2 separate regions of the Homo sapiens genome follow, and region 1 is linked to region 2. A link is a contact called in ENCODE Hi-C or POLR2A ChIA-PET data. All regions are on one chromosome and are shown on one strand. The core of a region is the stretch at or near the end of the contact, and the rest is flanking DNA. Distances in the headings are between cores, read along the strand shown. Region 1 overlaps LAMA4 (laminin subunit alpha 4). Region 2 overlaps FYN (FYN proto-oncogene, Src family tyrosine kinase).

Region 1 (5,110 bases), core at 233-2,732, 420 kb after region 2:
TTAGTGTTAAGTGTATTTTAGGACATTTTTCCCCTAAAAATTGGTATTTATGGTAAGTTTCTATTAATCAGCCTATTTGATTAGCAGGAATAGCCACAGTATGTGAGATAGCTATGTGTTTCCATGTAGTTTACTACATAGCATTTTTTTTTTCAATCACAATTTAAAGTATCAAATCTTTGCTCTTTTGTAACTTGACTCTGAGCAGGAACTACTGATATGTTATGTAGTTATAATACTATTCTTTAATCCTAGATTTGGAAATCTCTGTCTACGTGTATGAAAGGAGGGAAGCAGCTATAAATTAGAAAGGAGATAGGAAAGTGAAGATATTTACTAGACTCTGCCTTTGCTTGCAGTTCTCTGGCTTGATTGAGGAGGTTCTCACTTTCATCTTTATGGTAAATGATTTGAGTATCAATCCCACTCACCGCCTACAAAGGAATTGAGAGAAGAGGGTAAAAATGACAGCAGAAGAAATCAGCTATTCATAGTTGAAGGATTTAAATGACACAGTTTATCTGCTAAACACCAAGCAAAATGCATTTAGCTTTATTTTCACAGCTTAAAATTAAGGTCAAATATGTGACCATGAGGAAGTAATGCCTTTGGCATTTTCAAGGTAATGTTTTTTTGGGAAAGATTCAGTGAACCTAGAACAAAGCCCTGGCCAAGGCCCCACCAAAGTGCTTGCCACATAGAAGCCACACAATAAATAATTTTGAGTTGAAAAAAATATAAATGAATGCATAAAGTATCTTCTCTATCAGCAAGAACTAATTTTAAATACATATTTTTTTTTTCAGGGACTTTGGCTAAAAAAATAAACTGTCAAAGGAACTGGCATTTGCTGACTGGACTACAGCACATCTCGAAGAATCTGCAGACTGAAACCTTCAAGGCATTCATGAAATGGTCTTCCCTTAGTTCCCCTGCCTTTTCCACTCTTTCTGCCATTTGGATTTCACACTGGAAGTTCAAGAGATGACATCAGAAAACAGAAAAGCCAGTGGGAAAGGCAAGGTATAAAGAACTTTCAGGGAATACTCACATCATAAATTCGGTCAGTGGTGTTCAAAGCAAATTCTGCTGTTTCATTGGCTTCACTAACATAATTAACAATATTTTCATAGACATTTGATGCATCCAAAGCCTTCTGTACCAGCCCGTTCATATCTGAACTGTGCAACTTCCTGTTAATAAACAAACATTGTTATTTCTCCTTCTTACCTTCTTGGGGAATGGGGCCATGTTTAATGCTTGCTTTTTAAATACTTCTAGGATCACAGATGCTTCCTTCCTGTTATTCAAAGTCACCTAGTGTGGCAAGGTTTTCTTGAGGGTCACACCTCCTCTGCATTCTTCTGTCTTTGCTGAACAGCATTTTGGTTCTCTGACAGCTGCCTGTCTGGCAGTAGCAGCAGGAAAAGGGAATGACGATTTAAAAACAGCCCTCTGCACTTCTTCTTGCAGGAGTTTGTTTATGTGATGGAAGTCAGGCAGAGGAATGAACCATTATGATGACTACCTAGTGCTTATCCAAATCAGCATTGTTATTTCCTTTCTGTAGAGGAAGCCAAGGCTCTAGGAGAGTATGCAGAGCTTGGCCAGGGCACGTATTGTCAAGGTTTGTTTCACTCCTGAGGCCTGGCTGCATCCTGGGCCTCAGGAGTGAGACAGCCCCAGCCCTTCCTCAGCACACAGCCCCACCTCAGCCCACCCTCACCCCTGCCCTTTCACACGATAGTCTCTGCCTTTGCCCCTCTCTGGCCTGTGTAAGGTTCATCCAACATTTACTGAGTACCCATCACACAGGGTACTTGCACACTTGCACACAGGGGCTAATAATGTGAGATATAACAGGAATAAAATATAGAAATGCTTGGTATACCATGCCTGGCATCTGCTAATCGTCAGGGTTTATTATTATACCTACACCATTTCCTGAATTGGGATTTTAAAACTCTATGTGTACCCGCATAATTTATTTTATTGACAAATACTTCTACTGCCTCTGTAATATAAACTCTAACCTCCACTTCCGCAGTTCGTCTAAATCCTTTGTCTTAATTTTATTCAGTCTTAAATCCACCAATTCCTTATTTTTTTTTCTCAGTCCCAAACATCGATGATTAGTATCATCACCTCATTTGTCAGTAACTTCCAGAAGGTCCTCCGTGACCCAGTATATGACATTGCAGATCCCACACTGGCTCCTGTCTTCAAACCGCCTGACCTGTTGAGCTCGGTAATTGTTCCTCAATCTCCAGCATCCAGTTCCAGTCCCTGTGTGCTCCCTTAGAGGGACTTTCTCTATATTTCTTTGGCTACTTCCCTCTCTGTTAACCAAGTCTATAATCATTCTACCCCCTCTACAAAAGGGCTGACTCATCCATTAGGCACAGCGTTTTCATTTTTTTTTCAATCAGAAGGAAAAAATGAGGATAACAATAATAATGGTATTAATCTTTATACCAATGCAGACATGAAATAAAGGTTTTACTTTTTCTATGGAGAAAGGAACCCACCAAGGCAAAAGTGTCTAGGGCCTATAGAAGTCATGGGGCTCTGCTCTACAGAGGGGAGTCTAATCTAAATACTCACTACCTGTTCCTCCCCACAACCCCTTCTGAGAAAATGGCCTCAGATAGCAAAATCTGGGGAAGGCAGACAAGAAAACATTTTTTAAAAAAGGGACAAAAGAAACAAAATGTTACAAATATTTATTAATATTTTAAAATTTTGCTGGCGAGAGTGGTAAGATGTACCAAAGATCATGAAACAAAGCCTTTATTACTTTGCTTTTAATACTAGGCACAGAACAAGTACTAACTCAGTATTCAAATTAAACATGTGCTATTGAAATGGAAGCTTCTTAATGAATTTTGTTTATCTTTGTTCGAGCATAGCACGTAAATCATTGTGTACACCAGACAGATATGGAAGGATACTCACCTTTTGAATGAAGATGTCTCTAAGTTGAAATGCTTTCATGAATATATAGTCAGAAATATTCTAAATACAAAAGGACTTGAGGGTGATTGATATTTTGGATCATGTTTCACGTAAAGCATGTAGTAACTGTCTTAGAATCATGCTGGAACACTGTTTGTTGCAGAGTGGCATTATACACAGAAGTTATATTTTGGAATCCCAATGAATGGGATGTAGGTACAAAATGACAAAAGAATAATGAAGAGAGCCATAAGATGGATCTCAAAAACAACATTCTGCTAATATAGTATATTATCAAAATAGTGTTTTTTCTAAGCTCCATTTTATTGCCTTCATCAAAAGCTCATGTTTCTAGGGCCATGATACCGAGTGGGATATGGCACTGTCTCACCCACTGACACACCAAGATTTTATATGACCTCTCTCTTTCTTTTCTTCTCTCTTCGTAGGAGATTTGGAAGAGTGTTTGAAAATTTTGGCAATCAAGAATAAGAAGGTGATTTATATTTTGAACAGAAGTTAATATTGGTTCTTATTTTATTAATGACCTTTACTGGTCCTTTTTTCCTAGTCTTTCTCTATAATGATCTCATTATTTGCCTATTATTTCAGGGTCATGAATTCAATTCTGATCTTTCAGTACTTTTCAGTTAACATTAATTGAGTGTCCAAGAGGTGTGTGATTCTATTCTAGGTGCTGGGAGGAAAATTGCCAATTGATTTTCTCTTAACAGGTGTTGAAATCAAATAGTTCCTGCTGGGCACTGTGGAGTATTTATCAGAAGTCAGTTATATTGCCAATTCCCGACCAGTTTTACTTAAGACACTTGGGTGTGGAAAGATAATGCTGTCTATGAAATAAATAGGTAATGTTAGAATTAGACCTTCTAAAGGGATCTGATTTATTTGACAATGTTTTATACATTGTCTTTGGTCATCCTACTAAAAATTGTGGAACAGACACCCCCCTCTTCCCGGAACACAGACCTTTAATATGACAGATTTTTTTTAAATAAAAAAGACCAGCTCCCCCAAACAATTGCAATGAACAATGATGGACTCTCAGATGGAACAACCAACCAACCAACCAACCAACCAAGCAACCAAGGAACCAACCAACCAACCAACATATCAACACATAAGCATACCCAACCTTAATCAACCTGGTAAAATTGTATCCCAGTAGTTCTGACATATGGAATTGAATAGTAATATTTTATTCACCCCATGTAGATATTTGCATTTCTAAAACCAGGATATTACCTGCTCAATTCATTAGCTTCTTGTTGAAGGTCCTGTGCATGGTCAATAGCTTCTTGGACTAAATCATGGCTGAGGTTACTTAGGTTAGATAGTTTTACTTGTAGTTCACTTTTGGCTCCATCTATTTCTGCATAAATCCCTGACGCATTCTAAAGAAAAAAATTTTAATAAATACATTGAATTTAGAAGAACTTAAAACATTTTTCCTAGGCACCAAAAGATAATCTCTGTTCTTTCTTATTATGAAGGTCAGTAAATTTCAGTGCAGGACCACATAAGTCTAAAATACTGTAAGTATATGTCTATTTATCCCGCATTGCCAGCTCTTTCTTCTGTATTGATTGCTTCCCTAGCTAGCATTCACAACCCAGAAATGCTCTACCATTTCAGACCTAAAAACTAAAACTAAACTAAAACCTTCAATTATCCACACATGTCCCTAATGTTACTACAATACTTTTCTGCTCTCTTCATAGCAACATATTTCAAAAAATGGAAGTTGTTTATATATGTTGTCTCTATTTTCTCTCACTTTATATTTCCTATTTTGACCTAGTCCTGTCTGATTTCTACTCCATTACTCTACCAAAAGAGAAGTTAATTACATCTAAGTTACTAAATCTAATGGACATCATTCAGTTTTCATCTGACCTTTCAGTTACCTTTCAGGTGACTGACTACTTCCTAAAAATCACCTTGTAACACAGGCTCTCTTGGTTTTTAATACAACCACAGACCTACGATTTTGCTTAAAGATCGTGCAACTGTGTAGACGGATGTTCCTGCAAACCCGTGAGTTTCAGCCTTGGCTGGCCCCTCAATGCTGCAAAGAGATTTGTTCTCCTAGTCACCCAAATAGTGATTCTAAACATTGTCATGATTCCTAAGCCAA
Region 2 (5,483 bases), core at 2,730-5,229:
TTGAGCCACTGCCCCTAGAACCTGGGGCAATCCAAGCAGGGCACAGAACAGTAGGCAACACTGGTTCATGTGACCTGAAAATTTTCAGAAACACTAGGCACAGAAGAGATGTTTCTTCCTGATGTTGATATCCAATCAAGTATCTTCCTACCCTCCTTACCCTCATTCTATAAAAACAATCAACCAGAGAAAAAGAGAAAAGAAAAACAAAAACGTGGGCTTCTATTCATGACCAGCAAAGAGAAACAGGAAGGTCAGTGTCACATCTGGGCCACAGTGGCAGAGCCTAGCTTTCTGGGCTGCGCCTGTTTAAGGAACAGTGGTGGCAGAACTGGCCGAGGGCCCAAGGGTCAGGGTGTCACCTGGCAGAGCCACAAGAAAACACATTAGCACAAAGCGGCTGTTTGAATAGGCGTCATCAATGCCCCCTCCCCAAGTACGAGGACCGCTGAGAATGAAAGCCGAGGAGGTTCACTCTCCAAGGCCGAACAAAACCCGCCCTGCCAATCTTCCCAGTCTCTATAGAGGTTCCTCGCCAGATGATTCTGCAAATGTGGCCTCATCCTTTCAAAAACAGTGCATTCTTTTTCTCTTTCTTTAATTCACTAGTTCCAGTCAAGAAGATCCAATTCCTTTAAAGACACAGAAAGGACTTTGAAGAAGGAGATTTGACTTCTTTTGCCTTTGAGCTGATAGCACGGTGCTTGTGGTCTCCATGTCTCCCATTTTCGCTGATCATTTATCTGGTTATGAAGTCACAGCCCAATCTAAATCTACCAGCCTGAGAATTTGGCTGTGAGGCCACTTGCACTGTGTTTTTGGGGCAGAGGCTGGTGTCTTTCCTTTGAAGAATAACATGAAGCCCAGTCCCCCGGCCCCTGGGTCTTTGTGTTGGCACTTTATTCAGGCTGCCAGAAATCAGCAACAACAGCAGGGATAACTTTTGCATCCCCTGCCGTGGTGTAGAATTTCAAAGCTTCTTGCAGCTGTTTTGGTGTGAATGCAGATAAAGTAGCCAGTCAGAAAGCATAGTCTATCTAATTCCACGGCCTCTATGGGGACAGAATGGCTCAGGAGGACGGGAACAAAAGGAGCAGAGAGGCAGACTCCAGCCAGCCTCCTCCTACACTTTATTGCCTGAAGGAAAGGAGGATGGTCTCTGCCTTCCCTGATGTTGGTTTCCTCACCCTGGGTGAGCCCAGGGTGGTTGAATATGTCGTGCGTGTCTCAGTAAAGTTTTCACTAGAGGTCTGCATTTATGAATGCAAATTGAGTGCCAAGAGAGACACAGAGGAAATTAAAGGAGGAACATCAGTAAGAGGAAGAGAATGTGGAACCACCAGAAGGTAGTGATGCTTTCCCCAGCAGCACACAAAAAACAGTATTTGGGATGACAAGCTGTGGCCACTCTGTGTGGGAGGAACATGTGCTACATGGGCTAGACCACTTGTGGATGACCTACTTAACACCTGATGGAAACCCAGTCAGATTTTTCTTAACAAATCCAAAAAAGGTAACACTGGGTTTACATACCAGCATACATTCTGCGAACACTACTGCTTGTAAAAGTTATGGTGAAGCAATTTAATAGTGACTTTTCACTTGGCCTATGAATGAGGTAGAGAATACAATGTTTTTTTATACTGTTGTCCTACAGAGTGATTAAACCTTAAGTTCACTCCTTAAAAATGGCACAGCAGTTAATCTTCCCTTTTTCCTAGGTGCTTGCAGGATTCTGGTATCAGGCAGGGTTGCCCTGGGTCTAAAGGGACACGGCCTTGGCAATCTTGCAGCCCAAATCCACGTCACTGAAAGTAAGCGAGCGGTGGAGGGTGAAGGCGGGTGAAGGCAGGTGAAGGGTGTGCAGGCTGCCTGCTATCCCCTCGCTGTCCCACCAAATCCACCCCACCCTCCTCCATCATAATAGCTTTAGTGAGCCTCTGGCTTTGCAGCTGAAGACTGCATTCTCAGACTCTCTTGCAGCTAGGTGTGGCCAGATCACTTAATTCTAGTCAACTCCTTGTGACTGGGTATAATATATTCAACTCCTGAATCCTTCAAAAGGGAGCTGGTCGTCCTCCACTTTCCTTCCTGCTTCCTGTGGGCTGGGAAGTGGGTGTGGTGCTGGTGAACTGGCTTCAACAGACAGACAATGGCAACCCAACAGGGAACAGCAGGACCACAGGATGGAAGGAACCTGGGCCCCGGACAGCTTCACGGAGCACAGCTGCTCGTCTACCCGAAAGCACCCACCACTGACCCCAACACGAGAGGCATGAATATTGATCTTGTGTGGGCCACTGCTTCTTTGGGAGGAGATGGGGGAGGGCATGCAGTGGGATCTTTGTTATAACAGGGAGTCTGCAGCAACACACGGAGGAAGTGAATCTAATACAGAGGTCAAAGGGTGGCTGTGTGGGCCACGTGTCTCCCCACTCCCGAGAACCAATAAGAACTTCTGATTACCTTTGACACAAACAGTTAAACTTGAATTAAGGCAAGTTAGTAGGATAACAACAACAGTAACAATAACAATGCCTACCACTTTTTGAGAACTTATTTTCTGCTTGACCTTTTACATATGCTATCTCATTTAATCCTCAGAGCAACCTTACAAGTATATTTTACAGTCAAGGAACCTTGGGCCCACAGAATTGGAGTAACTTTCCCAGAGTTACTCAGGCCGTGGGACCTGGACATGAATCTAGATCTAATACGCTTGCATCTTCTACCTACTACACCATGCTGTTTTTTGAGAAGCGTGCTCTGCTCCTAGCCATTTTCTAAGTCCAGCTTAGCATTTGTTCCCAAGTCTCCGGGACATCTTAGTCTGGAATTAAGTCTTCTGTTTTAGAGAAGGTCTGTAAGCAGTGCATTAGCCCAGAACCAGGATGCTGAGTAGCCCTGTGGCACAGAGCGTATCACTCTGAAGTTCTGGAGCCCAGTTTCCTCATCAGTGCATTAGCCCAGAACCAGGTTGCTGAGTAGCCCTGTGGTACAGAGCGTGTCACTCTGAAGTTCTGGAGCCCAGTTTCCTCATCAGTGCATTAGCCTGGAACCAGGCTGCTGAGTAGCCCCGTGGCACAAAGCGTGTCACTCTGAAGTTCTGAAGTCCAGTTCCCTCATCAGTGGAGCAAAGTGGGCTTCCAAGCCAGGCACGGTGGCTCATGCCTGTAATCCCAGCACTTTGGGAGGCTGAGGTGGGCGGAATACTTGAAGCCAGGAATTGGAGACCAGCCTGGGCAACATGGAGAAACCCCATCTCTACAAATATACAAACATTAGCCAGGCATGGTGGTATGTGCCTGTAGTCTCAGTTACTTGGGGGGCTGGGGCGGGAGGATCACTTGAGCCCGGGATATTGAAGTTGCAATGAGCCATGTTCGTGCTACTACACTCCAGCCTGGGTGACAGAGTGAGACCCTGTCTCAAACAAACAAAAAACAAACAAACAAACAAACAAAAAAATGTGAGCTTCAACAAGGAGCCCTCCAGGGTTCACACCAATGCTGAAGGAGCCCAAAGACCTTTTGCACACATTGAGCAGAACCACTGAGTCCACAGACAGACAGGCAGCTCTTGGCCCTCAGCTGAACCTCAGGAATTATGAGGACTCATGGAATGACCTGACCAAGTGCTCAGGTTTGGCTCTAAATGCTCAGATGACCCCTGCTGTGCCAGAGCCTTGAGAAGGTACATTATGAGAGTTTTAATGATGTGAGAAGAGCTAGGCATTGCTGTGTCCTACAGTTTTTATTTAATTTTTTGCCCTATGGTTTAAAGTACTCTTTCTTACTACAGTTTTCAGAAGACCTATGTCCTCCACTTTCCTTTGTTGCTAAAATGAAGAACAACTTATGATCTGGCTCAACCAACTCTGGCATTCATGACATGCTGTGGTCTTGACCCTCCTCCCTCATCACAGGGAGGCTCCACTTCTCTCTGGCTCTACCCTACAGGGTTGCTAGGTACAGCTGTTCTCCTTCTGAGCTGCTGGAGATGAAGTTAGAAGAAAACAATAACAAGAATGAAGAAACGACCCCCCCTACCCCAAACAAAAGTTACTCCGAAATCACCATAGTAACAAATCACCAGTTTTCAACTGTTTCATTTCCTTTGCATTTTTGTTTCTCTGCACATACCCTTTTATTTATATTCAGCCCCAGCTCTAGCCTTTATTCAACAAGCATATTTTGATCCCCTTTATGTGACAGGCACTGTGCTAAGGGCTGCCGGTATAAAGTCAAGTACACATGGCCTCTGTCCTCAGGGAGCTAATATATACTTAAGAGGGAGACAGACAAGTAAATCGAGGGACTCAGGTTGGAGAGGGGACACAGAGGGAGTTCTAATTCATCCAGGTCAGCAATTGAGAAAGTGACTGGATATTAGCCCAGGCAGGGAGGAGATGGGCACTGCAGGCAAGGGAATAGCATATCTGAGGGCACAGAGGTGTGGAACACCATGATACCCTCAAAGAACCGTAAGTGTTCTTACGGCTTATTTGATTTATGGCCATATTTATGGAGCATTCAAATATGTGCCAAGCATATTTCGAGGCTTTGGGTGCTAAGGCTGAAGAAGACAGGCTCCCTGCTCAAAAGGAGCTTATAGTTTAATGGGATTGAAATGTGTAGCTGGGTAAGTGGCTGAGCTTGAGAAGCAGTCAGAAGCCAAATCTTAAACAACTATGAGTCCATTCTACTGAGCCCTCACTATGGTGCCTAAAGCTTTCCTAGGTGCAATATGCAAATGACCTTTGATCCATCAACATCCTGTGCTGGGTATTATCATCATCATCAATGAAGGGAGGTAAAGTTATTTGCCTAAGGCCTCAGTGCTAGGTTTAACTGCATTTTAACCCAGATCTGGCTAAATCTGAGACCTATAAGCAAAAGCATTTGCACATTATACAACTGATACTTATCCAGTATTAAGCAGGAGTGAAACTGGGTCTTGATAGACACATACTGAAGCTGGGGAGAAAAGAGAAGCATGGGGGGGTGCCAGATCAAGAAGGCAAGGGTAGAAAGAGACTGCATGCAAGTGGCTGGACAGGGAGGTATCTAAGTAAGCTATGACTTCCTAAGTGGACCAATGACTCTATCCATTCTAGCTACCTGTCTATTCATAATTCATACCTCACAAATCATCCCCAACTGTGGCAAAGCCGTAGCTTTTGTTACATGTGAGAATAAAGATCTGAAACCATAAATGGCTGCAGAGGTGATCTACTTTGGAACTATATAAGTGACATTATCTGAGAGCCCTGGCACACAAAACACTTCATATCTTTTGGGGCTGGTAGGAGTGAGAAATAGGCTTGCACAGTTGTGTAAGTGGCTGCCTAAACATGATGAGGACAGGTAACACCACAGATAGACATCTGCAATGCAGGTCATCAGAAGAAAGACAGGAATGCCCACTGAAAAGGGCATGTAACAAGTAGAATCCAACAACAGACCGGTGTCACAAGAGGATCC

The links. Hi-C counts contacts between places; a loop is a spot of excess contacts on that map. ChIA-PET counts read pairs that join two places held with the same protein, here RNA polymerase II (POLR2A). Pooled maps may share reads with other maps.
Region 1: POLR2A ChIA-PET joins it to region 2 with 11 read pairs in T-cell. The contact joins two enhancer-like sites. A Hi-C loop is called at or near these places in 1 of 50 pooled maps. POLR2A ChIA-PET finds 5 or more read pairs at or near these places in 2 of 52 experiments (HEK293 and T-cell).

The regions. Positions count from the first base shown.
Region 1 is chr6:112,154,514-112,159,623 of GRCh38, forward strand. LAMA4 (laminin subunit alpha 4) reads right to left here. Exons shown (of 39, transcript NM_001105206.3): 14 at 4,219-4,367; 15 at 1,052-1,193; 16 at 338-434. LOC107986633 (a long non-coding RNA gene) reads left to right here. Exons shown (of 2, transcript XR_001744299.2): 2 at 807-1,220. Among named protein-coding and RNA genes, the nearest start is that of FAM229B, 69 kb to the left of the region's middle. Within about 2 kb of position 1,483, at least 3 of the 41 ENCODE cell types and tissues checked have a DNase peak (open chromatin) inside an H3K27ac peak, as active enhancers do.
Region 2 is chr6:111,730,657-111,736,139 of GRCh38, forward strand. The region is part of intron 3 of FYN (FYN proto-oncogene, Src family tyrosine kinase); the gene reads right to left. Among named protein-coding and RNA genes, the nearest start is that of TRAF3IP2, 130 kb to the left of the region's middle. RefSeq lists enhancers at 1-747, 748-1,632. Within about 2 kb of position 3,980, at least 3 of the 41 ENCODE cell types and tissues checked have a DNase peak (open chromatin) inside an H3K27ac peak, as active enhancers do.